3 separate regions of the Homo sapiens genome follow, and all the other regions are linked to region 3. A link is an interaction called in ENCODE POLR2A ChIA-PET data of the cell type or tissue named here. Cell type or tissue: GM12878. All regions are shown on one strand. Each heading gives the region's core, and the rest is flanking DNA. Links, peaks and the distances in the headings are about the cores only. Region 1 overlaps PITPNC1 (phosphatidylinositol transfer protein cytoplasmic 1). Region 2 holds the start of LOC124904045 (a long non-coding RNA gene). Region 3 overlaps PITPNC1 (phosphatidylinositol transfer protein cytoplasmic 1).

The links. Peaks named below come from ENCODE experiments on the same cell type or tissue, not always from the same donor. Only the 100,000 strongest peaks of a DNase experiment are listed, where the experiment ranks them.
Region 1: POLR2A ChIA-PET joins it to region 3 with 13 read pairs; 5 of 35 experiments call an interaction of 5 or more read pairs at or near these places.
Region 2: POLR2A ChIA-PET joins it to region 3 with 22 read pairs; 5 of 35 experiments call an interaction of 5 or more read pairs at or near these places.

Annotation. Positions count from the first base shown.
Region 1 is chr17:67,590,089-67,598,200 of GRCh38, forward strand. All of the region lies in intron 5 of PITPNC1 (phosphatidylinositol transfer protein cytoplasmic 1), which reads left to right. Among named protein-coding and RNA genes, the nearest start is that of MIR548D2, 120 kb to the left of the region's middle. In GM12878, for the core only: no CTCF peak of the experiment used is centred there; a DNase peak (open chromatin) is centred at 4,283; H3K27ac peaks cover 2,411 bases.
Region 2 is chr17:67,570,898-67,577,633 of GRCh38, forward strand. The region is part of intron 4 of PITPNC1 (phosphatidylinositol transfer protein cytoplasmic 1); the gene reads left to right. It overlaps LOC124904045 (a long non-coding RNA gene), which reads right to left and starts at 4,448. Exons shown (of 3, transcript XR_007065879.1): 1 at 4,298-4,448. In GM12878, for the core only: a CTCF peak has its summit at 4,699 (motif pointing right); DNase peaks (open chromatin) are centred at 3,609, 4,024 and 4,624; H3K4me3 peaks cover 2,326 bases; H3K27ac peaks cover 4,979 bases.
Region 3 is chr17:67,646,760-67,654,871 of GRCh38, forward strand. The region is part of intron 6 of PITPNC1 (phosphatidylinositol transfer protein cytoplasmic 1); the gene reads left to right. Among named protein-coding and RNA genes, the nearest start is that of NOL11, 67 kb to the right of the region's middle. RefSeq lists enhancers at 3,841-4,000, 4,681-4,760. In GM12878, for the core only: no CTCF peak of the experiment used is centred there; a DNase peak (open chromatin) is centred at 4,192; H3K4me3 peaks cover 1,235 bases; H3K27ac peaks cover 4,270 bases.

The DNA.
Region 1 (8,112 bases), core at 1,385-6,384, 57 kb before region 3:
AGAAGCACTACCTCTGGGAGTATACCTTTTTGAATCATTCAACTTTTGAAATCATGTTAATGTTTTCCCCACTCAAAAATAATGAAACCAAATCAACAGGGATTAGGCAGGGGGTTGGTGGGGTGGAAGATACTAAAATAGAATTAAAACGAAATAAATGAACCTAACTGTATTTTAAAAGAAATAAAATAGCCACACTGAAAAGGAGAGAAAAAGACCTTTCCCAAGGAATTCTCAATTACACAGCACTCTGACTATGTATCCTCAGTCGGAAGACAATAAGAATTGTAAACAAATACTGAATTCTAAGTAATAAGTTTGTTTCTTACTGTAGTATGGGCTAATACTACTGAAACTATTTTTTGTGTAATTTAAGTTTGAGCAAATACACAACCCTAGGGCCTACCTGTAGAAGAAAATCACCATTTGCAACTATCATAATAGTAATTGATTTAGTAGTAAACATCATTGAATGCTAAAACTAGTATGTGAAAAGTTTGATGAGGAACAGGATATTTACATGGACTAAGAGTATTTCTCTGCAAGTGACTTACTAATGGAAAATGGAAATAGAAATAATTTTACAATAGACAGCCAGGCACAGTGGCTCACACCTGTAATCCCAGCACTTTAGCAGGCCGAGGTGGGTGGATCACCTGAGGTCAGGAGTTGGAGACCACGGTGAAACCCCATCTCTACTAAAAATACAAAAAGATTAGCCGGGCGTGGTGGTGGGCACCTGTAATCCCAGCTACTGGGGAGGCTGAGGCAGGAGAATCACTTGAACCTGGGAGATGGAGGTTGCACTGAGCCAAGAATGTGCCATTGCACTCCAGCCTGGGCAACAAGAGCGAAACTCTGTCTCAAAAAAAAAAAAAGAAAGAAAGAAAGAAAGAATTTTACAATAGACATACCTGGTGTATACCACCTTAACCAAATGTCTGTAACGTTATCAATCCTGGAACAAACTAGCATCAGAAATGATATGATGTGCTGAAAAAGACGCATCACCTCTTTAGTGTTCTTGTCAAAAACAAACAAACAAACAAACAAACAAAAAACCCATAAGCTAAATCTAATCATAAGGAAACTTTACACAAACTCAGATTGATGGGATTCTATAAAATAGCTGGCCTGTACTCTCCAAAATTGTTGAGGTCATGAAAGACAAAGAAAGGCTGATGAATTATTTTAGATTAAAGAAGACTAAAGAGATGAGACTACTAAATGCAGTATGATCCTGGACTGGAACCTAAACTGGAGAAAAAGAGCCCAAAGGATATTACTGGGTAATCGGCAAAATTTAAGTAGGGACTGAGGATTAGATAATAGTATTATATCAATGTTAAACTTCCTAATTTTGATCGTTGTTTTGTAATCAGGTGAGAGACTGTCTTTATTCTTAGGAAATTCACCCTGAAATATCTAGAGGTCAAGGGACATATCTGCAATGTTTTCTCAAATGTGAAAGACAAAGCAAAAGAAGCAAATGTTAACGGCTGGAGAATCTGGGTAAAGGGTGTTCAGGGATTTTCTGATATTTCTTGATTTTTTTTATATTCTTGCAATTTTTTGACATGTTTGACATTATATTAAGATTTAAAGTCACAATTATTTATTGATTTAAAAATTTTTTTGGGAGACAGGGTCTTGCTGTGTCACCCAGGCTGGAGTGCAGTGGCACCATCACGGCGTACTGCAGCCTCAACCTCCTGGGCTGAAGCAATCCTCCCACCTCAGCCTTCTTAGTAGCTGGGACTACAGGAGCACATCACCATGCCCAGCTAATTTTTTTTTTTTTTTTGTAGAGATGGGCATCTCGCTGTGTTGCCCATGCTGGTCTTGAACTCCTGGGCTCGAATGATCCTCCCACCCCAGCCTCCCAAAGTGCTGGCATTATAGGAGTGAGTCACCACACCCAGCGCAATGATTTTTTAAAATTAAAATTGAAAGAGCAAAAAATGGTATAAGGAATGTAACTAAAGATAAAAGAATTTTGTTATAGGCAGACAGTGTGTCTAAACTGAAAACCTAAGAGAATTTACAAATTATCTTAAATAGAATACTAAATAGTTAAAATGATAGCAAAATGATTATGTTCAGAAGGGTTACTGGCTATCAGATCAACTTACAAATATCAATGATATTCCATATATGAGTAATAATTAGAAAATATTAATCCCATCATCAATAGCAACATAACATTAAGGTACCCAAGAACAAATCTAACTTTTCTAGACGAAATTATTATCAAAGGACCTAACAAAGACCTGAACAAATTATAAATACTCCATGTGCATGGAGCAAAAGACTAAATACTGTAAAGAAATAAGTGATTTCCTAAATCAGTCTCCAAATTAAATGTAATTCCAATCAACATCTCAACAGGATTGTCATAAATTGTAAAATCAGATGGAAAAATAAAAGTCAAAAGATAGCTGAGACAAATTTTGAACAAAGAACAAGGAGGCGAAGTTCATCATATCTGATAACAAAATCATATGAAAGAATGTGGTATTTGCACAAAGATAGAAATAAACGTAAGCTGATCATGTGAATTTGATACATAATAGATAATGTGTCTCCAATCAGTGGGAAGGAAAGATAACTTTCTCAGTAAATGACATTAAGTGAGTTGACATTTCATAGGGAAAACTAAAATAATAGGCTGGACACAGTGGCTCATGCCTGTAATCCCAGCACTTTGGGAGGCCAAGGCAAGAGGATCACTTGAGTCCAGGAGTTCAAGGCCAGCCTGGGCAACATAGCTAGACCCCATCTCTGCAAACAATAAAAATAATTAGCCAGGCATGGTGATGTAGGCCTGTAGCTCCAGCTACTTGTGAGACTGAGGCAGGAGGATCACTTGAGCCTGGGAGGTCAAAACTGCAGTGAGTCATGATGGCGCTACTACACTTCCATCTGGGCAACAGAGAAAGACCCTGTCTCAAGAAAAAAAGAAAGAAAAGAATGGATCCCTACCTCACTCCATATTCAAAAATAAATTCCAAAAGTGTTTACAAACCTGACCATGGAAACCATTAAAATCATTTAAGAATATCTTATTTATGGATGCAGATGCATTTATATGTTACATAAAATACAAAGTTTATTTTAAAATGTGGACTAAGTTCACAATAAATTTATGATAGCTGTCAGCCAGGTGTGGAAGAGGAAGGGATTTCAACTATAAGTGTGAAATTTTCTCTTTTTTTTTTTTTTAAGTAGGGACAGAATCGGAATCAAATATGACAAAATAATTACATATGTTTGACTGGTGGGTAGTGGCTGTTTTTTGGCTTTTTGATTTTTTGTTTTGTTTTCTTTTTTAGATGGAGTCACCCTTTGTCACCCAGGCTGGAGTGCAGTGGTGTGATCTTGGCTCACTGAACCTCTGCCTCCAGGGTTCAAGCGACTCTCCTGCCTCAGCCTCCCAAGTAGCTGGGATTATAGGTGCATGCCACCACACTATGCTAATTTTTACATTTTTAGTAGAGACGAGGTTTCACCGTGTTGGCCAGGCTGGTCTCAAACTCCTGGGCTCAAGCAATCTGCCCTCCTTGACCTTCTAAAGTGCTGAGATTACAGGCGTGAGCCATGTTTTTTATATGATTTTTTATATTCTTGATATTGATCTTTTGAGTTTTGAAAAAGAAAATATTCATCTGAGTCTTCTGTTCCATGAAACTCAAACCTCTTTAATTCTTTGTGATCCACTGTTAGCCTCAGTCACTGGCTCTGCAGTTGTTTCCCAAATGTTTGGCTCCTTTTCCCCCTCATAATTACTGTGGGAATACAGTGTACGTCACTTAAAAAAAATAAGGCACAGCTTTGCTGTTTATTTACCTAGAGCTTTGTGTTTATGTTTGTTGAGTCCAGTGGATGGTGCCTTGGTGGGTGGATTGCTCATGACAGAGGATGGACAGCAATCTTGGGTCGTGGAGCATTTTGGTGGAGAACACTTGAGGAATCTGCCAAAAGCTAGCAGCTGGTCAGGCCCAGTTAGTAGGATTCTGTACTAGAATCAGAGAAATCACCAGCCTTCGACCAAATAGGGTCCAAAGCAGGGCTCTGCAGCCAAGTGATAACGGGACTTCGCTGTTCTGAACTTCCCCAGCTGTGTAAAGGGGAAAATGGCACCCACTTCAGAGAGAATTGAGAGGATGCAGTGAGATGCTGCATGTCAAATGCTTCATAAACCATAGTTCTCTTTTCTCTTTCACTTCAGTTATACCTCATGGGAACCACTTCAGAGTGGACTCTTGGAGATCCACAAATGGGGAAGTCAGTGTAACTTGGGGAGTCCAAGTTCTCACGTTTCTGAAGTCTGCAGTCCCTATTCCTTTTTCACCACCCAGAGGCATCCTCAGACATGAGTTGATAAGTCACGTCTCCAGGGACTTTTGAGTTCACTTTTTCAAAGTGGAGAAAGGAGTGGTTACTGGTGCAAGCAGCAGACCCTCTGCCTTGTGGCCTCCTGCTTGGAGGTTGGGGATTCTGGTTTCAGACACAGTCCTTCCTTGGGTTTTACTCATCTGTAAGGGATCCTGCTTGGCACAGCTCTGTTCCAAGAGGTGAGAGCCATCTATGCTGTTGTTCCCAGTTAATCATCAACAGAACCGTGGCAGAATGGAGACAGGATGAAGACTGTAGGCACTAGAGTCAAACCAGGTGTCTTTGAATCCCAAGTCAACTCCTTAGCAGCTAGTTAAGTCATGTTACTTCACTTCCGTGTGCCCCTGTCAAATGAGTATCATGATAGTTCCCACTCATAGGGTACTTGTGAGGATTAAATGTGTTAAGCCTGAAAAGTGCACAGAATAGAGCTTTGTACACATTTTAGACATTCAGCATGTTTTAACACGGCCATTGTTTTTCATGTTTTAACAACTTTACAAATGAAACGCATATTAGAGTTGATGGCATGTTACAATTACAAGTGGCAGCATTTTTTCTTTTTCGGTGGTATAGTTGGTGGCATCTTAGAATCAATGAATTAATTCAGCATGATATCTCCTTTTGCATAGGATATTGAGATGTACATCATGAGTGCATTTCAGTACTGAATAGTGTTTGCATATCAAATGTGAACACTGAACTGAATTCTGCCAAAGTCAAGTCATTGAATAATAAGCTATTCAGTTGTTCAGGCCTGGAAGGTTGTTTGTTAACTTTTTCCAGGGCACTGGCTGGCTTCCTAATAATGCAAATGACTTGATAGAACTCTGAAAAGGGAACCATTGAATCTTCTTCCCCTTGGACATCCAGAGCCATCATCTTTATAAAATGGATTTCTTACTAAAAATCCCTGGATGCCATCTATCTGATACACCTTCAAGGACAAAGTCTCAGCTAGTATTTTAGTTTTTTTTTTTTTTTAATGTGGGGCAAGGGGATAATAGGAGCTGAGCTTACAGAAAAGAAGTTAATGATTTCCAATGGACATGATTTCAAAGCAATTTCTGCCTTTTGATGCGCTGAAATCATTGCTTCCATCTGCTCCCCTACTTGTACACAGGGCTCTGCTTTTTAACCATGCAGTGTGTCAGCTGTTGCCCACCAAATTCTGCACTTGATCTTCTGAGACTGATGGCGATTCTCTATGAATAATATTAAGCTATTAAATCACATTTAAATCCTATTTCTCCACTAATACCTATTGAAGGCCTGTTTATATTCCATCAGATTTTTATGGCCATTTGGTACATAAATTTGTTAAATATAAACTTCATGGAGCTTCATCTGAAAATGTTTCATCTTGTTCCCAGTCCTGTAAAGACATGGTCATAAATACCTTTGGACTATGCAAACCATTATCTAGAGTAATTTTAATTATCTTTAGCTATGCCGATCAGATGATAATAAATAGATGTTGAAAAGCATCAGCAAAATGCCATCATGGAAGAGATACTCAGGGGTAAAACCAAATAATTGACCATTTGGTGCTGAAACATTTTATTATCATTCCTACAAAGGTTCAGAAATCTATCATGAGATTGGGTTTGTTATGAACTCAACATCACCTTGGTTGGGATGTCAAAACTAGAGTAAATTATTGAAATGAAATATGAAACATATTAAGGAACGTCCTCGGGAATGAAGGACACTGGAAAGACTGAATTTTCTAGTAACTTAATTTCGATCTATGGGTGAAGCTTTGTTTTCAGCACCCAGCTATATTTGCTTGGAACCATCTGGGTCTCTTGGAATAGATAATGTTAAACCAGATACACTAGTTGTACACGTGGTATGTCTTTATTGGGGGCTTTTGGTAACAGTTTAAGATAGAAAAAAAAGTATTGCTTTAAAAAAAAAGTGATCCTTGGTACTCACGGGTAACAACATTCTGCTTTGGCTAAGAGTTTACGTAACTGCATACTGTTCCCTATTTCTTTGTTGTTGTTGTTGTTTTGTATTTTTGTTGTTATTGTTTTTCTTTTGAGATAGAGTCTCGCTCTGTCGTCCAGGCTGGAGTGCAGTGGCCCGATCTCGGCTCACTGCAACCTCTGCCTCCTAGGTTCAATCGATTCTCCTGCCTCGGCCTCCTGAGTAGCTGGGATTACAGGTGTGAGCCACCACGCCTGGCTTGAGAGATGGAAGATCAGACTCGATTTGCTCATGTTGTTCCTAACCTTTATTCTAAACTGATAAAAATGTAAAGTCATCTGATTTCAAGACTGATTGTTCCCTTGGGTGTTCCTTAATTCCCTAGAGGCCGAGTAAATTCTTATGGTTTAAAGGCTCTTCCCCCTTGCTTTTCTATACTCCCTTGGGTTTGTTTTTAAAATGATAGTGTTCTGAACCAATTTTTTTTTTTCTTTTTGAGACAGAGTCTTCCTCTATCACCCAGGCCGTAGAGCAGTGGCACAATTTCAGCTCACTGCAACCTCCACCTCCTGGGCTCAAGTGATCTTCTCACCTCAGCCTCCCAAGTAACTGGGACTATAGGCACTTGCCACCATGCTCGCCTAATTTTTTAATTTTTTGTAGAGATGAAGTCTTCCTATATTACCCAGGCTGATCTTGAACCCCTGGGCTCAAGTGATGCCCCCACCTTGGCCTCCCAAACTGCTGGGATTATAGGCATGAGCCACCATGCCTGGCCCCAAATAATTTATATAAGCCATTTATCATAGTTCCTGACATATCATAGATGTTCAGTAAATATCAATTATCTTCCTCAGGCTGAGCATGGTGGCTCACGCCTGTAATCCCCGCACTTTGGGAGGCCAAAGTGGGTATCTTACTTGAAGTCAGGAATTCGAGACCAGCCTGGCCAACATGGCAAAACCCCATCTCCACTAAAAATACAAAAATTAGCCAGGCGCGGTGGCACACACCTGTAATCACAGCTACTCAGGAGGCTGAGGCAGGAGAATCACTTGAATACGGGAGGTGGAGGTTGCAGTGAGCTGAGATCATGCTGCTGTACTCCAGCCTAGGCGACAGAGTGATTGAGACTCCATCTCAACAAAAAAAGGAAAGAAAAAAACAGTTATCTTCCTCAATCCCTTTGTGTTAAGTTCCTAGTGGAAATTTGAGAAGTCCTTTATTTTACATTTAAAAGATAGGATGCTTTTAATGGTGCCTTAATTCATCGTACAAGAAACATTTGTTAAACATCTATTCGGCACCAGGGGTTGTTAGGCTGGTGGAAGGGACAGGTACTCTCATTGCAAGGCAGTGGGGTAGGCTCTATGGAGAACACATGCTAGAGGGTGAGAATGGGTAGACAGGCAAGATCGTGATGCAGGGAGAGACTGGTAGAGAACACAGGAGATTTTTGCAGTAGATCAGATGATAGAGAATGCAGCCCGAGATTTAAAGCAGTGACAGTAGAAATAGAGAGGAGACGCTGGGTGCGGTGGCTCATGCCTGTAATCCCAGCACTTTGGGAGGCCGAGGCAGGCGGATCACGAGGTCAGGAGATCAAGACCATCCTGGCCAACGTGGTGAAACCCCGTCTCTACTAAAAATACAAAAATTAGCTGGGAGTAGTGGTGCGTGCCCGTAATTCCAGCTACTTGGGAGGCTGAGGCAGGAGAATCGCTTGAACCAGGGAGTCGGAGGTTGCAGTGAGCCAAGATCACGCCACTGCACTCCAGCCTGAGA
Region 2 (6,736 bases), core at 1,699-6,698, 76 kb before region 3:
CCCTGGGCAATAAGCAGTGGCCATTGATTGACAAAGCAGGTGGCATCATAGGTGGAACTAATAAGTCAGAAAAAGCACCAATTCCCCCTTCCCTTGCACTTGCTTGAACCTCAGAGTCGGTGATGCTTTACTCAGATGAAAACCAGATGGGTGATTTGGAAGAAGGCAGCCAGCAGGCTGAGTGTTGTGTTGGTTTTCTCTTGCTGTGTAGCAAATCTCCCACAAATTTAGCAACTTAAAACAACACAAGTGGCTGGGTGCAATGGCTCATGCCTATAATACCAGCACTTTAGGAGGCTGAGGTTGGAGGATCGCTTGAGCTCAGGAGTTTGAGACCAACCTGGGCAACACAGTGAGAGCTCATCTCTACTAAAAGTAAAAAAAATTAGCTGGGTGTGGTGGTGCATGCCTGTGATCCCAGCTGTTCAGGAGGCTGAGGCGGGAGGATTGCTTAAGCCCAGGAGGTCAAGGCTGCGGCGAGCTGAGCTATACTGCATTCAAGCCTGGGCAACAGAATGAGGCTCTGTCTCAAAAAAGAAAAGAAAAGAGAAGAGAAGAAAAATAACACAAGTTTGTTATCTTGCAGTTTCCATGGGTCAGGAGTTGGAACCCAGGCTAGCTGGGTCCTTGGCTCAGGCAACTCACCAGGTAGAAATCAAGGCATCAACCAAGGTTCTAGTTTCACCAGAAATGCAGGGTCCTCTTCCACGCTCACTGGTGGTTGGCAGGATTCATTCCTTGTGGTTGAAGGACGAAGGTCGCGTTTTCTAGCTGGTTCTTCTCCGGCTGTCACTCTCAGTTCCCAGTAGACCTCTCTTGGGTCCTATCCACGTGGCTATCTCACAACTTCAAAGCCAACAAAAGAATCTCTGCTTTTTCTAAAGTGAAGTCTTGTATACACTCTCAGGAGTGACTGACTGTCTTGTCTTTTTGCTATCAATCAAAAGCTGTGCTCCCTCTGAAGGTTCTGGGGGGCAACCAGGGGAGTGACAGCCCATCATATCCCCAGGTTCTGCTCACACCCGAAGGGAAGGATTACACAGGATGTGTGCACCAGTGGCTGGGACTCTGGAGGCCATCTCAGAATTCTGTCTGCCGTGGGTTTTTCAGTCTTTCCTTCATATGCTGTGGGCCAAATGGGACTTTAGACATTCAGCATTTCCAAATGACTGTTCCTTAGAGAGCACGGGATGCTTCAGCAGCCCTTAGACATCTTTTTCTGTTTTAGCCAATGGCTGACGACCCTAGTGTCTCTCTTCTTGGAGCAAGTTCAGGTGTGGTTACATCAGGGTTCCCAACGTTTTTTCCACCCCCACACTCCTGACAGATCCCTCGGTGATATAGAATCCCTCCACCCAAGGACATTTATCAGGATCTTTAGGGAACAGCGCATATTTTGAGAAAAAGTCCAGGGTTGGAAAGTGGGGTTCCCGTCTCCCCATTGACATTGAGAATGACTAGGTTAGATGGTATATTCCTAGTGGAAGCAAAAGTCTTAGTTACAGAAAGCATTATTTGAGCAAACCTAAACTAAAGGAGATGCTTTAACACCTGAAGAAGCTGGGTAAAGCGGGGGGGGGGGGTAAAGAAGAAGGGGGGTGACTTTGATGACCACCATTCCTAGTGGTGCTGGTATTAGGGGGGCACCCTCCTGTTAGAGTGTGAGCTTACCACATGGTTGGTGAGCCTGGGACACAGATAGCTAATGGTAATGGTGACAAAGGAGATACGCGCTGTGATAAAGGGACAAACAGAATGCTGCCAGCATGCATGGGATAATCATTCCGAAGTGGTACTTGAGATGGTCTTTGAGTAAGATTTAGGAAAGAAATTTCGGGCTGAGAGTACCATGGCCAAAAAAAAAAAAAAAGACCTGACAGCAGGAAGTTTTCCAGGGAAGGGGGAGTGGACCTACCTAGATTTAGGGTGGGTCCAAATCCAATGACTTTTGTCCTTGTAAGAAGAGAAGAGAGCACAGAGACCCAGAGGGAAGAAGGGGATGTAAAGACGGAGGCAGAGACTGGAGTGATGCACCCACTCCCGGTGCCACCAACAGCTGGAAGAGACAAGGACAGATTCTCTCCCAGAGTCTTCAGAGGTAGTATGGCTCTGCCAACACCTTGGTTTCAGGCTTCTGGCCTCCAGAACTGTGAGAGAATAAATTGCTGCTGTTTTAAGCCACGCAGTTTGTGGAATTGGCTACGATAATTCTAGAGTACCAGTACAGTCAGGGAGAACATTCGCGTTCATTCTGGACCTTTCAAGTTTGATGAACCTGTAGGGTCTTTGTTGGGGATGGCCAGTGGGCACCTGGAAATGTGAGAGGAGTTGGAATTTGCGATGTTGATTTGGGAGGCATCTGCCAAAAAAGAAAAAAATCATGAAAAGTCAGAAGCAGATGAGATCACCAGGGGAGAGGGTTTGGATCAAGAAAAGAGGCTGTAGGTAGGGTAGGACCTGAGGGATCTCCTGTAGGGAAGGAGTGGAGGAGGGAGGAAAGGGTGAACTGCTGCTCAGGATGGAGGAGTTGCTCAGTCATATTGCAGTGTAGAGAGGTCTCCAGGGTGCAAATGGAAGAGTGATGCTGCTTTGGAAATCCTTTGATGATCAGGTGGGAGGTGGAAAAAGTAGAGACAGGAAGCACTGAAACTGAATACTCTTTTTTTTTTTTTTTTTTTTTTTTGAGATGGAGGCTTGCTCTGTCGCCCAGGCTGGAGTGCAGTGGCGCAACCTCAGCTCACTACAACCCCCGCCTCCCGGGTTCAAGCGATTCTTCCCGCTCAGCCTCCCGAGTAGCTGGGATTACAGGCATCTGCCATCATGCCCAGTTAATTCTTGTATTTTTGTAGAGATGGGGGTCTCACCATTGGCCAGCCTGGTCTTGAACTCCTGACCTCAGGTGATCCACACACCTCGGCCTCCCAAAGTGCTGGGATTACAGGCATGAGCCACCATGCCCGGCTACTGACTACTCTTTTAATAAGTTTTTTTATGAAGACAGAAAGAGATACGGAATTGATTATAGATGGGGGAAGAAATAGGATCAAGGGAACTTTGTGCTTATTTATTTTTTAAGACTGTGTCTCTTTTCATTATATTTTTAGGCTGTGGGAAGGAAGCAGGGAAAAGATGCAAATAATCAATGAAACAAGGTTCCAGAGAAGAGCTTACAAATAATTTGTACTGTGCACCTACTATGTGCCAGTCACTGTGCTGGGGTTTAGCTGTGTGATCTCATTGATCTTCTGAACACTCCTACAGAGCGGAAAAGGATTGTCCCCATTCTCCACCTGGGGCAACTGGGGCTGAGAACAGTAAAATAACTTGCCCAGGTTGATACATCTTGGATTTGAGCCCAAGTCAGCTGGCTCTGATGTCTCAGTGCTTTTCATTATATTATTTCTCCACTGAAAAAGAGGAGGATATATCTTTCTCGGATTCACAAAGAATAAGAAACGTAAAGAAATAAGCAGATTTGTAATGGAGGAAAGGGATGTGTCAGTGTTTCTATCATGCAGTTCATGTCCTCATTAAACTATGACTCAAAGTGATCAGCTGCAAGGGAGAGGGGAGAAAGGGTGAAGCCAGGCAAGGGACCTTGAGAGGGTAAGGGATGTAGGATAGATCAGTGGATGAGATATAACAGGGAGCCAATCAGGAAGAAATAAAAGACCTTGCTTTAAAGCTAAGCTTCCGCTAGGATTAGTGGGCTGGATTTTTGGAGAAACCAGCCTGCATGGGGGAGGCAGAAGGTTATCTTAACATGGACATCACCCCTGAGAGATTTCAGTGACGGCACTGAAGAAGCCCAGAGCCACAGATAATTCTGATTTTAACTCAAGACACCCGCACACCCCAGGACTCTGAGAACGAGTCATCAGACATCCCAAGGGGATTATCAGCCCCAACCACCTGCCGAAGGAGAAAGTACTGACCCGCTTGGAGTTACCAGGAGCTGTTCTCTGGCCACCCTGCTGAAGCCAGGTGCACTACTCCTAGCCTCGTGGCAAGGTTGCCATTCTGATATGAAAATAACCAAAGTCCCCACTCAAAAATAACAACATCTGCTAATTTGCATGGGAGTTTTGCATTTCATAATTGGGTTTAATACGCAAATGCTAAAATTCATGTGTTGGGCTAGCTAAGTGGTTTAGAGGTTCAGTGGGTAAAAACTCCTCACAGTGTTCCACTCTGGTGCACCGAGACCCACACCCACGCTCCACAACTCTGTACTCTCCCCACTCCTTGGTTTGACTCTCATATGAATTATGGGATAAAAAATACAAAATCGATTTACCTAAAGGCTTGTCGTGTCTAAGAGGGTCTCAGCCAGGGCATCCCCCCACGTTCTCATGTCTGCTTTGGGGCTCTGAGTCCTCCAGCGTCTTCATTTGAGATGAGCAGCTGCTCCTTGGTGCTACCTGAACCCGGATATAAGGGCAGCGGTTATGGAGTGAGAAGTTTGAGAGGAGACAGCAGAGAGGGTGTTAATGAATAATCGCAGGGCCTTGTTCTCCATAAAGGCAATTACTGGGATTGATTGTTTCCGTGTTTCCTTAGTCACGGTTCAGATCCCTTGTTTCACTCAGATTAAGACAGATGCGTGCTGAACGCGTCCTGGCATGTGATGTCAGGAGAATTATCGATGGCACGTCCCAGGCCTCTGTCTTCTCGTGCAGGTGCCACCAGGGGTCTCAGCTGGGCTGAAAGGGGAGCGTGGTCATTGTGCGGCTGAAGCATGTGTGTGCTATAGCCAGGTGGTTTTCCAGGTTGAGCATGCCTCAGCATACACTGGAGGGCTTGGTAAACAGATTGCTGAACCCCACCTCCAGAGTTTCTGATTTAGTTGGTCTGCTGAAGAATTTGCCTTTCTTTCTTTCTTTCTTTTCTTTCTTTCCTTCTTTCTTTCTTTCTTTCTTTCTTTCCTTCCTTCCTTCCTTCCTTCTTTCTTTCTTTCTTTCCTTCCTTCTTTCTTTCTTTCCTTTTTTTTTTTTTTTGAGACTGAGTCTCACTCTGTTGCCCAGACTGGAGTGCAATGGCATGATCTCAGCTCACTGCAACCTCCACGTCCCAGGTTCAAGCGATTCTCGTGCCTCAGCCTCCCAAGTAGCTGGAATTACAGGGGTACACCACTACACCTGGCTAATTCTTGTATTTTTAGTAAAGACGGGGTTTCGCCATGGTGGCCAGGCTGGTCTCAAACCCCTGACCTCAGGTGATATGCCTGCCTTGGTCTCCCAAAGTGCTGGGATTACAGGCATGAGCCACCGTGCCTGGCCAAGTATTTGCATTTCTAACAATTCTGGGCTGCTGGAGCTGGTCCAGAAACTCCTCTTTGAGAACCACTCAGTATGGTGAAGAGTATGGACACTGAGACCTGGCCACCTGGCTGCATGAGACTGTAGGCCATTTACTTACCCTCTCTGCACCTCCATCTCCTCATCTTTAAAGCAGGGGGGGATGGTAATAGTACCTCCTTCACGGGATTGTTGCCAGGAATAAATGAGTGAGAGCATCAGAGCATTTGTAGCAGTGTCTGGTATAGACAGTATGTGAGTACTGGAATCATGTATAAGGGATCCAGCCTCTTGGGACTGTGATGCTATCAGGCCAAGTCTGGTTTCCCCAACACCCACAGATCCCAATGCAGGTGCTGGGTCATTTTGCCCATTAGCCGTCAATCCCATCTCTGGTGGCCAAGAAAGTTAATGCCCAGCTTAGGGCTAGCTAGAGCGTGGTTACACCAACATCCATCAAAATTCTCTTCTTAAGCCACCTTAACCCTTCACATCTACTGAATGCATAGGACTTGACTCAGCGAGACTGGGGCTGTAGGGCTGGGTTGCATTTGGGGTTTCTGTCCCTCGTGTGGACAAAGACAAAGACAGGGGCTGCCTTTTCTGGTTCAGTTTCTACCCATGGATGCTGTCTGCTGAATGCATTCTTGCTGCCCAGTATTATACATTTTTAAAACATCATTTTATTAATATTTAACCCTCACAGTGTTGCTCTTAGGTAATAATTATTACTCCTGTTTTAACTCTGTTGGGGTTCAGAGAAGTTAAATGACTTATCCAAATTACATATTAAAAGCCAGGTCTCGCCCGGATGCAGTGGCTCATGGCTGTAATCCCAGCACTTTGGGAGGCCGAGGCGGGAGAATCGCATAAGGCCGGGAATTTGAGACCAGCCTGGGCAACAGAGAGAGACCCTTGCCTTTACCAAAAAAATTTTAAAAATCCGCCAGGCATGGTGTCACACACCTATAGCTGTAGTCCCAGCTACCTGGGAGGCTGAGGTGGGAGGATCGCTTGAGCCCATAGGTCAAGGTTACAGTGAGCTGTGACTGCACCACTGCACCCCAGCCTGGGTGACAAAGTAAGACTCTGTCTCAAAAATAAAAATAAAAAGAAGGCCGGGCGCCTGTAATCTGTAATCCCAGCACTATGGGAGGCCAAGGTGGGCAGATCTTTTGAGCTCAGGAGTTCGAGACCAGCCTGGCTAACATGGAGAAACCCTATCTCTACTAAAAATACAAAAATTAGCCGGGCTACACGGAAGGCTAAGGCATGAGAATCACTTGAACCTGGGAGGTGGAGGTTGCAGTGAGCCGAGACCACACCACTGCACTCCAGCCTGGGCGACAGAGCAAGACCCTGTCTCAAAACAATAAAAAATAATAAAATTTAAAAATTAAAAATAAAATTTAAAATTTAAAATAAATTTAAAAATTTTT
Region 3 (8,112 bases), core at 1,493-6,492:
GCTCAAGTGGTCCACCTGCCTCAGCCTCCCAAAGTGCTGGGATTACAAGTACGAGCCACCACTGCACCCAGCCAACATTGTCTCCATTTTATAGATAAGGAAACTGAGGCTTAGAGAGTCTAAGTAACTGGCTGGAAGTTTCAGGAAGCCTGGATTCAAACCCCAAAGTGTCCTACCCCAAAGATTATGCTTCCCCTACACCAAGTAAGATTCCTTCAGGTAAAGCTAGACGTACAAACAACTGTTGTCTTTGGAAATCACTCTAAGAAATAGTTCCCTTCTTAAATATATCTTCCCAACCCCGAGTCTCAGTGACTAAATGATCTTAGGGAAAGACTGGTATGTAGAAAAAGAAGGGCCTTTGAGACGGTTGGTTACCTGATGTGATAGAATTCCACTCCTCATCTTTGGGGAGAAGTTTCCTCTTTACAAACATTCCAGAACATAGTGGATTGGCCAAAAGCAGCTTGGGTCTGTAAAAAAAACCAAAAACTAAAAACTAGCCATCCTCCATTAGAGAATAGAAACCTTTTATTATTTTTTTTCTTTTACACAAGGTCTCACTTTGTTGCCCAGGCTGGAGTGCAGTGGCACCATCACGACCCACTGCTGTCTTGACCTCCTGGGTTTAAGCCATTCTCCTGCCTTGGCCCCCTAAGTAGCTGGGACTACAGGTGCACACCATCACACCCAGCTAATTTTGGGTTTTTTTTTTTTTTTTTTTTTTTTTTTTTGTAGAGACGGGGTTTCACCATGTTAGGTTTCCCAGGCTGGTCTCGAGCTCCTCAGCTCTAACCATCTGCCCGCCTCAGCCTCCCAAAGATGACAGGTGTGAGCCACCACACCCAGCCCAGGAAGCTATTTTTAAAAAGAAAAAAAAAAGCCATTAGTCACCAAAGAACCCATCTACAGACCCTAATTCAGAAATATTCCTTTTCTCACTTTAGCATCCACACGATAGTCTTAGAGTTAAATAACTTGCCCAGGTTCACACAGTAGTTACTGGAGCTGAAATTCAAACCTGGGGGCAGGGCATGTGTTCTCTCACTTCAAAGCCTCCTCAGTTCATCTCTCAGTTCTGCTCCACAGATCTGAGGACCCCACAAGGTGCTCCCGGGCATGGTAAACAGTGAAATACATTGTATCAAACAGTGAAGGGAGAAACAGCCTGAAGAATCCACTCATCACTTTTACCTGCTTTATATACTGGGATTCCAAAAGTGCATTTGGAGAAACAAAATGAGTTCTGAAGCTCAAATAAGTTTGAAATCTAAAAGTGGAAATATTTTATTGTCTTCAAATTACAGACTGATTGGCTTATTGAACATCTCTACCCTGGTTTCTGTTCGACAAGTTGGAGGCCTAAATTTCCCAAAATAATACAGTACACAAGGAGCAAGCTAGACTTAGGGACAGTTAATCTGGTGCTGATCACTGTTGGCATGCTGCAACTCATCGAGATATTTGTCAGCCTATTATCAGCTTTTGATTTAATAAACTTAAGCTATCTCTAGGCCAAATTGTAGATCCTCGGTAGGAATGCAGGCTGTTAATGCCTCCCCATAGCCTTCGTCTAAAGAGCACTGCTAAAATCAGAGTGGAGAACAGCCTCAAGTTCAAAGGCTGCAAACCGAGCCAGGTTCTAATAAGCTCCCTTTATGGGAGGAGCTGGGTTCTTGGCCTCTCACTGTCTCATGTATTAAGGTGGGGTCCTCTCCAGTGTGCCCTTGAATGACCTTATTGCTTTTGATTAGAGGTTACCTTGAACTATACTCATATTGCCAAACGGAACAGGTTAGTGTTCTGCAACAGGATGTTAGGGAGACAGCTCTTGTTGCTCTGGAACTGGGAACCAGGCCCAAAGCTGGGGACAAAGAGGAATTGGGACTCCACATTCACCAGGCAGCTGCTAATCACCAGTGGCCCAGATGACCCTCTTCCCACAGCTCTGGTTGCCCCTATCTTCCCCTTCCCTAGGCCCTATGTGGAGATGAAGGAGGGGAGTTTGTAGTCATTGGGAGTATACTTCTTGCCTCACCCCAATCCCATGTGACAGGAGTAGTATTCTGAGAGAATCAACTACAGTAGCTGGGGCATCTGCAAAAAAAAGCTGGCTATAGGCCCAGTGCAGTGGCTCTAATCCCAGCACTTTGGGAGGCCAAGGCGGGAGGATCACTTGAGGCCAGGAGTTTGAGACCAGCCCAGACAATATAGCAACAGCCCATCTACAAAATATTTTTAAAAATTAGCTGGGCCCAGTGGCACATGCCTGTGGTCTTAGCTACTCAGGAAGCTGAGGTGGGAGGATTGCTTGAGCCTAAGAGTTCAAGGCTGCAGTGAGCCATGATTGCACCACTGCACTCCAGCCTGGGTGACAGAGTGAGACCCTGACACACACACAAAAAATAGTTGACTGTTTGCTGAGCCGGGAACTTGCAGGCCCACCCTCAATGCTGCCATCCTGCAAGACTTGGGTGATACTAATAAGTGTCCCCAAAAGCTTGCAGAGGAACGTAGAGATTGCACCTGCTGCCCATCTGGAAATTTCTAAAGGAGTTTTTGAAGGAGCCCATGGCTAGGGCTGAGATGGAACCATGGGAGTGTGAGCTTGGGAATAGCACGGGGGCATCCCCTTGGGCATTATTGAAAATGCAGGTAATAGTGGGCTACTTTTAGTAGCTTGCTTATGAGAATTCTGGGGTGTTTTCTGTGTCTCCAACCAGTTCAATTCTCCAGCACCAGCTATGTGTCCAACAATTCAATTCAATTAGACACTGTCTATCTGGAGTTAGCATCAGATCCCAGTCCCACAAAGCTGCCCCACTTCTCACTGACAGGCTATAGGCCGGGCACAGTGGCTCATTCCTACAATCCCAGCACTTTGGGAGGCCAAGGCAGGTGGATCACTTGAGGCCAGGAGTTCGAGACTAGCCTGGCCAACAGAGTGAGACTCCATCTCTATTTTTTTTACTAAAAAAAATTTTTTTTTTAATCTGGGGTCTCCACGACTCCTTCCTCAGGCTCAATAATTTGCTAGAAAGGCTCACAGAACTCAGGAAAACATTTACTTAGATTTACCAGTTTATTATCAAGGATATGACTCAGCAGCAGGTAAATGGGAGAGAGGCATCAGGTGAGGTATTGGGGGGTGGGGACTTGGGGCTTCCGTGCCCCCTCTGGGTGTGCCATCCTCCCAGCAGGTCAGTGTGTTTAAGCGTTTATGGAGCTCAATCCCAGCACCCCCTCCCTCCCTAGAGGTCAGTGGATGGGGCTGAAAGTTCTAACCCCCTAATCACCTGGTGTTTCTGGTGACCAGAGCCATCTTGAGGCCATCTAGGGCCCCTCACCTGTGTATGTGATCTGAAGGAGCTTGTTATGCATCCCAAAAGTCACCCCCATCACTCAGGAAATTCCAGGAGTTTTTGGAGCATTGTCTTAGGAAGCAGTGACAAAAACCAAATCTATTTTGTATTACATCACAAGGATGAAATGAGAAAGCGAATCTGAAGTGCCTGACACAGACTCTGGTACGGAGCAAGCACTTGAAAACGTTAGCTCCTAGGGTGATTTTTCCCAGCTTCCTTCCTTGACTTTCCTCTGGCCACCTCTCTTGCAAGTTCTCATTTGCTTTCATCTTCTCCCCAGTTCCTAAAAGGCATCCTGGGGGCTAGAAACCATAGGCTTTTTTTTTTTTTTTTTTTTTTTTTGAGATGGAACCTTGCTCTGTCTCCCAGGCTGGAGTGCAGTGGTGCGATCTCAGCTCACTGCAACCTCTGCCTCTCGGGTTTAAGCGATTCTCCTGCCTCAGCCTCCTGAGTAGCTGGGACTACAGGCATGCGCCACCATGCCTGGCTAAATTTTTTGGATTTTTAGTAGAGACGGGGTTTCACCATGTTGGTCAGGCTGATCTCCAACTCCTGACCTCAAAAGATCCGCCCTCCTTGGCCTCCCAAAGTGTTGGGATTACAGGTGTGAGCCACGGCGCCTGGCCAAAACCATGGACTATTACATTGTTTTGTGTGATGTGCTCAAATTTCTCATTTGCCTCGTCCCTCTTCTTAAAGCAATGAGTTTCAAGTGTTTGTGGCACTGAACTATAACTGAGAAGGGTACAAAACAGAAACATTCCCCTTGCCACAGCTGCCTTTCAGTGCCTTTCTACACATCAGATGCACCTTATGAGTCAAACTCCTTTAAGAGAGTCATTTTGCAGAGAAAAAACACAAACCGCTCAGGGTTTGCGGTGCATTCTAGTGCCAAGAGCAAATGCTTTAAAAATAGCACTTTAGGTATTAACTGCTAACAAAGCAAGAATTGACTGCTTCTGGCATGATTTGCATTTAGGGTTTTGGTTTGTTTTTTTTTAAGTTGATGCATAGCAGTTGACCTTTTAAGTCAAGTTTTAGGTCAGTTCTCCAGCACATTCTGAAAGCTCCTTAGTTTTGTCTCTTTTTTAAAAAACAGCTTTATTGGCTGGGCACAATAGCTCACCACTGTAATCCCAGCACTTTTGGAGGCCAAGGCGGGTGGATCACCTGAGGTCAGGAGCTTGAGACCAGCCTGGCCAACATGGCGAAACCCCATCTCTACTAAAAATACAAAAATCAGCCGGGTGTGCTGGCACGTGCTTGTAATCCCAGCTACTTGGGAGGCTGAGACAGGAGAATTGCTGGAACTTGGGACGTGGTGGTTGCAGTGAGCCGAGATTGCACCATTGCTCTCTAGCCCAGGTGACAGAATGAGACTCCGTCTAAAAAAAAAACCCAAAAAAACAGCTTTATTGAGATATAGATCACATACCATACAATTCAGCCATTTTGAATGTATAGTTCAGTGGATTTTACTATAATCACATGTTTACCTCACCACAATCAAATGTAAAACATTTTCATCACCCCACAAAGAAACCTCATATGTTTTAGCTATCATCTCCCTACCCTCTCCCCTCACCCATCTCCCAAGCCTCAGCAACCACACTGATCTACTTTCTGTCTCCATAGATTTCCCTTTTCTGGGCATTTCATATGAATAGGGTCACTTAATAAGTGGTCTTTGGGGACTAGCTGCTTTGAAAGCTCCTTGGTTTTATGTGTATCCCTCTTAAGATTCAAGTTCAAGGAATCCTACATTAATTCAGGGCTAAACTTTACTTTCATTGGAGGGGAATGAGAATGAGATCTGCAACACCTTGGAGTCTTCAGGAGAAGTTCCAGGATGGAGAGAAAAAAATCTGACATGTGATATGTGTTGTTCATCCATCCCTATTTTAGGGCTGAGGGTTATAGTTACATAATGTAGCAATTCCTGGCTGGAGTTCCTGCTTAGCCTTTTTTCATTTAGCATTTATCAAAAACTTCTCATTTCAATTAACAGGGCAAGCCCCTGTTGGCTATTGCCCTTTGTGGTTCAAATTGAGAGTGTAATTAATCATGGAGACTTCATATCTCAGTGAACGTCAGCTAATAAGATTGCCTCCAAGATGCAAGCTCAGCCCCAGCTGGACCAAGCTCTCCTGTGGGCTTCTCCTTGCACCTTCCAGGTGGGAGACTGATTCTATCCAAAACGAGGACGCAGTTTTACACGGGCTGCTCAAACAAGCCCTTTGCTCTGCCTTGTCCCAGTGCGAGATGGATGAGGCCTGCAGGTGTGGCTGATCCTATAGAGTGGACGCCTTCTAAAGATGTGCCGAAGTCCATCTGGCCCCAGGGAAACAGCCCTGGCACCAGCTCAACCCCCTCGATACAGATGGGCTTTAACTACAAGGGTCCAATTTGCCATCTGCCAAGCCTGGAGAGAATCGGTAGCATCCGGAGCCAGAGATCTCATTGTGGATGAATTTATAAAACCCTGGCTAGAAGAACTTGCAGCCCCACGCGTTCCCCACCAGCCAGCTGCCGGGCCGAGAGGAGCTGGGCAGGGCCCTTGAGGCAAGAGCATCGCTTGCAGAGAAGTTCCACATCCCCCAGCGGAGCCAGATGCCACTACTGGGGTTCGGTGCTCCGTGACCACATGAGTGAGCTGGAAGAGTGACCGCGGAACCTAGAAGACTTGCCTTGTAAAAACCTCTCTGACTCATGTTATGGGTTTGTGTCCCCCCAGAAAGCTAGGTTGACGTCCTAACCCCCAGAATGTGAACTTACTTGGGATAGGGTCTTTACAAAGGTAATCAAGTTGAAGTGAGATCATTAGGGGGACCCTAATCCAGTATGATGGGTGTCCTTATAAAAAGGAGAAATTTGGAGCTGAGTGCAGTGGCTCACGCCTATGGTCCCAGCACTTTGGGAGGTCAACGCAGGCGGATCTCTTGAGGTCAGGAGTTCAAGACCAGCCAGGCCAACATGGTGAAACCCCATCTCTACTAAAAATACAAAAATTAGCCAGGAGTGGTGGTGGGCGCCTGTAGTCCCAGCTACTCGGGAGGCTGAGGCAGGAGCATTGCTTGAACCCAGGAGGTGGAGGTTGGATGGCACCACTGCACTCCAGCCTGGGTGACACAGCAAGACTCTGTCTAAAAGAAAAAAAAGGTTGGGGGGAATTTGGACACACAGACAGACAAGCACAGAGGGAAGACGATATGAAGATGCAGTGAGAATGTGATGACTTCACTCCAGTGATGCTTCTACATGCCAAGGAACGCCCAGGGGAAAGGCATGAAACAGATTCCTCCTCACAGCCCTTGGAAGGACCAGTCCTGATGACACCTCGATTTGGGGCTTCTAGCCTCCAGTACTGTGAAACAATAAATTTCTGATGTTTAAGCCACCAGTGTGTGATTATCTTTTTGTTGTTGTTGTTGTTGTCTGTGATACTTGATACAGCAGGAAACGAATAGACTAGTGGAACCAACCCTCCACCCTAAATAGGTACGAATGAAAAACACATATCACATGTTAGATTTCTTTCTCTGCATTACGGAACTTTTCCTGAAGCCTCCAAGGTGTTGCAGATCTCATTTTCATTCCTCTCCCAATGAATGACCATTTCAACCAGGTAAAATTTAGCCCTGAGTTAATGTAGGATTTCTTGAACTTGAACCAGGGAGGAAGAGAGCCCTGCCCTGGCTTGGAAGATTACTGGAAGGAAAGGACAGCGTATGCCTCTGTATGCCTTTCAGCCCTTCACAAGGAGAGCTTGTAAGTCACCTTTAAGATGCGTGAAGGCTGCCGGACTTTGAGGCTCACCCATCCTGCCATTGGGAGGTGGCTGCCCAGTACATGCACCGTTCAAGGAGGGCCCCCTGCTTGGCTGGGACCACGAGGTTCCAGAGGCCCCCAGGTGAAATCGCCTAAGGGAGCGGCCCATGACAGGGACAATCTGCTCTGCTCTCTGCTTTCGTCCACTTGGAACAGAGTGTTCCTGCCTCTGAAACATAAGAGAAAGGGGGAAAGACATTGGTACTGAGCACTGAAGACTGTCGGTTCACCTGGACCCAGAACCCAGTCATAACATCCCACAGAACAAGAACCCTTCTCTCGCAATTCCTCCAACCACCATACTTACGGACACTGGCATGTGACAGCTTCCAGAAAATGGAAATGCCCACCCAGGCTTTCACTCACACAAGGAAACCTGCATGCTGTTGGGCAGTCATATTTTTTATTTGAGATGATCAGCATTTTTCTGTACATTTGACTACAGGATAACAATAAACTCATAGTAATCCTACAGCCCCTGGGACATTCCCACTGCCTTTCTTTGGAGGAGCTTAATAAGATTTGAACAAAGTGCACTACAGCATCTCTCAGGGCATCCTTGTATCATGTGCTTATCACTTTGGGATGTCTCCTGTGCATCACGCACCTTCTATGTGCCAGGCTGGGCTGGGGACTTTGCCTACCTTATCCAATTTAAGTCTTGCAACAACCCGCAAGGAAGTTTTTTGATTTTTTTTGAGATGGAATCTCCCTCTATTGCCCAGGCTGGAGTGCAGTGGTGCAATCTTGGCTCACTGCAACCTCCACCTCCTGGGTTCAAGTGATTCTCCTGCCTCGGTCTCCCGAGTAGCTGGGACAACAGGAGCGCGCCACCACGCCCAACTAGTTTTTTTGTATTTTTAGTAGAGACGGGGTTTCACCATATTGGCCAGGCTGGTCTCAAACTCCTGACCTCGTG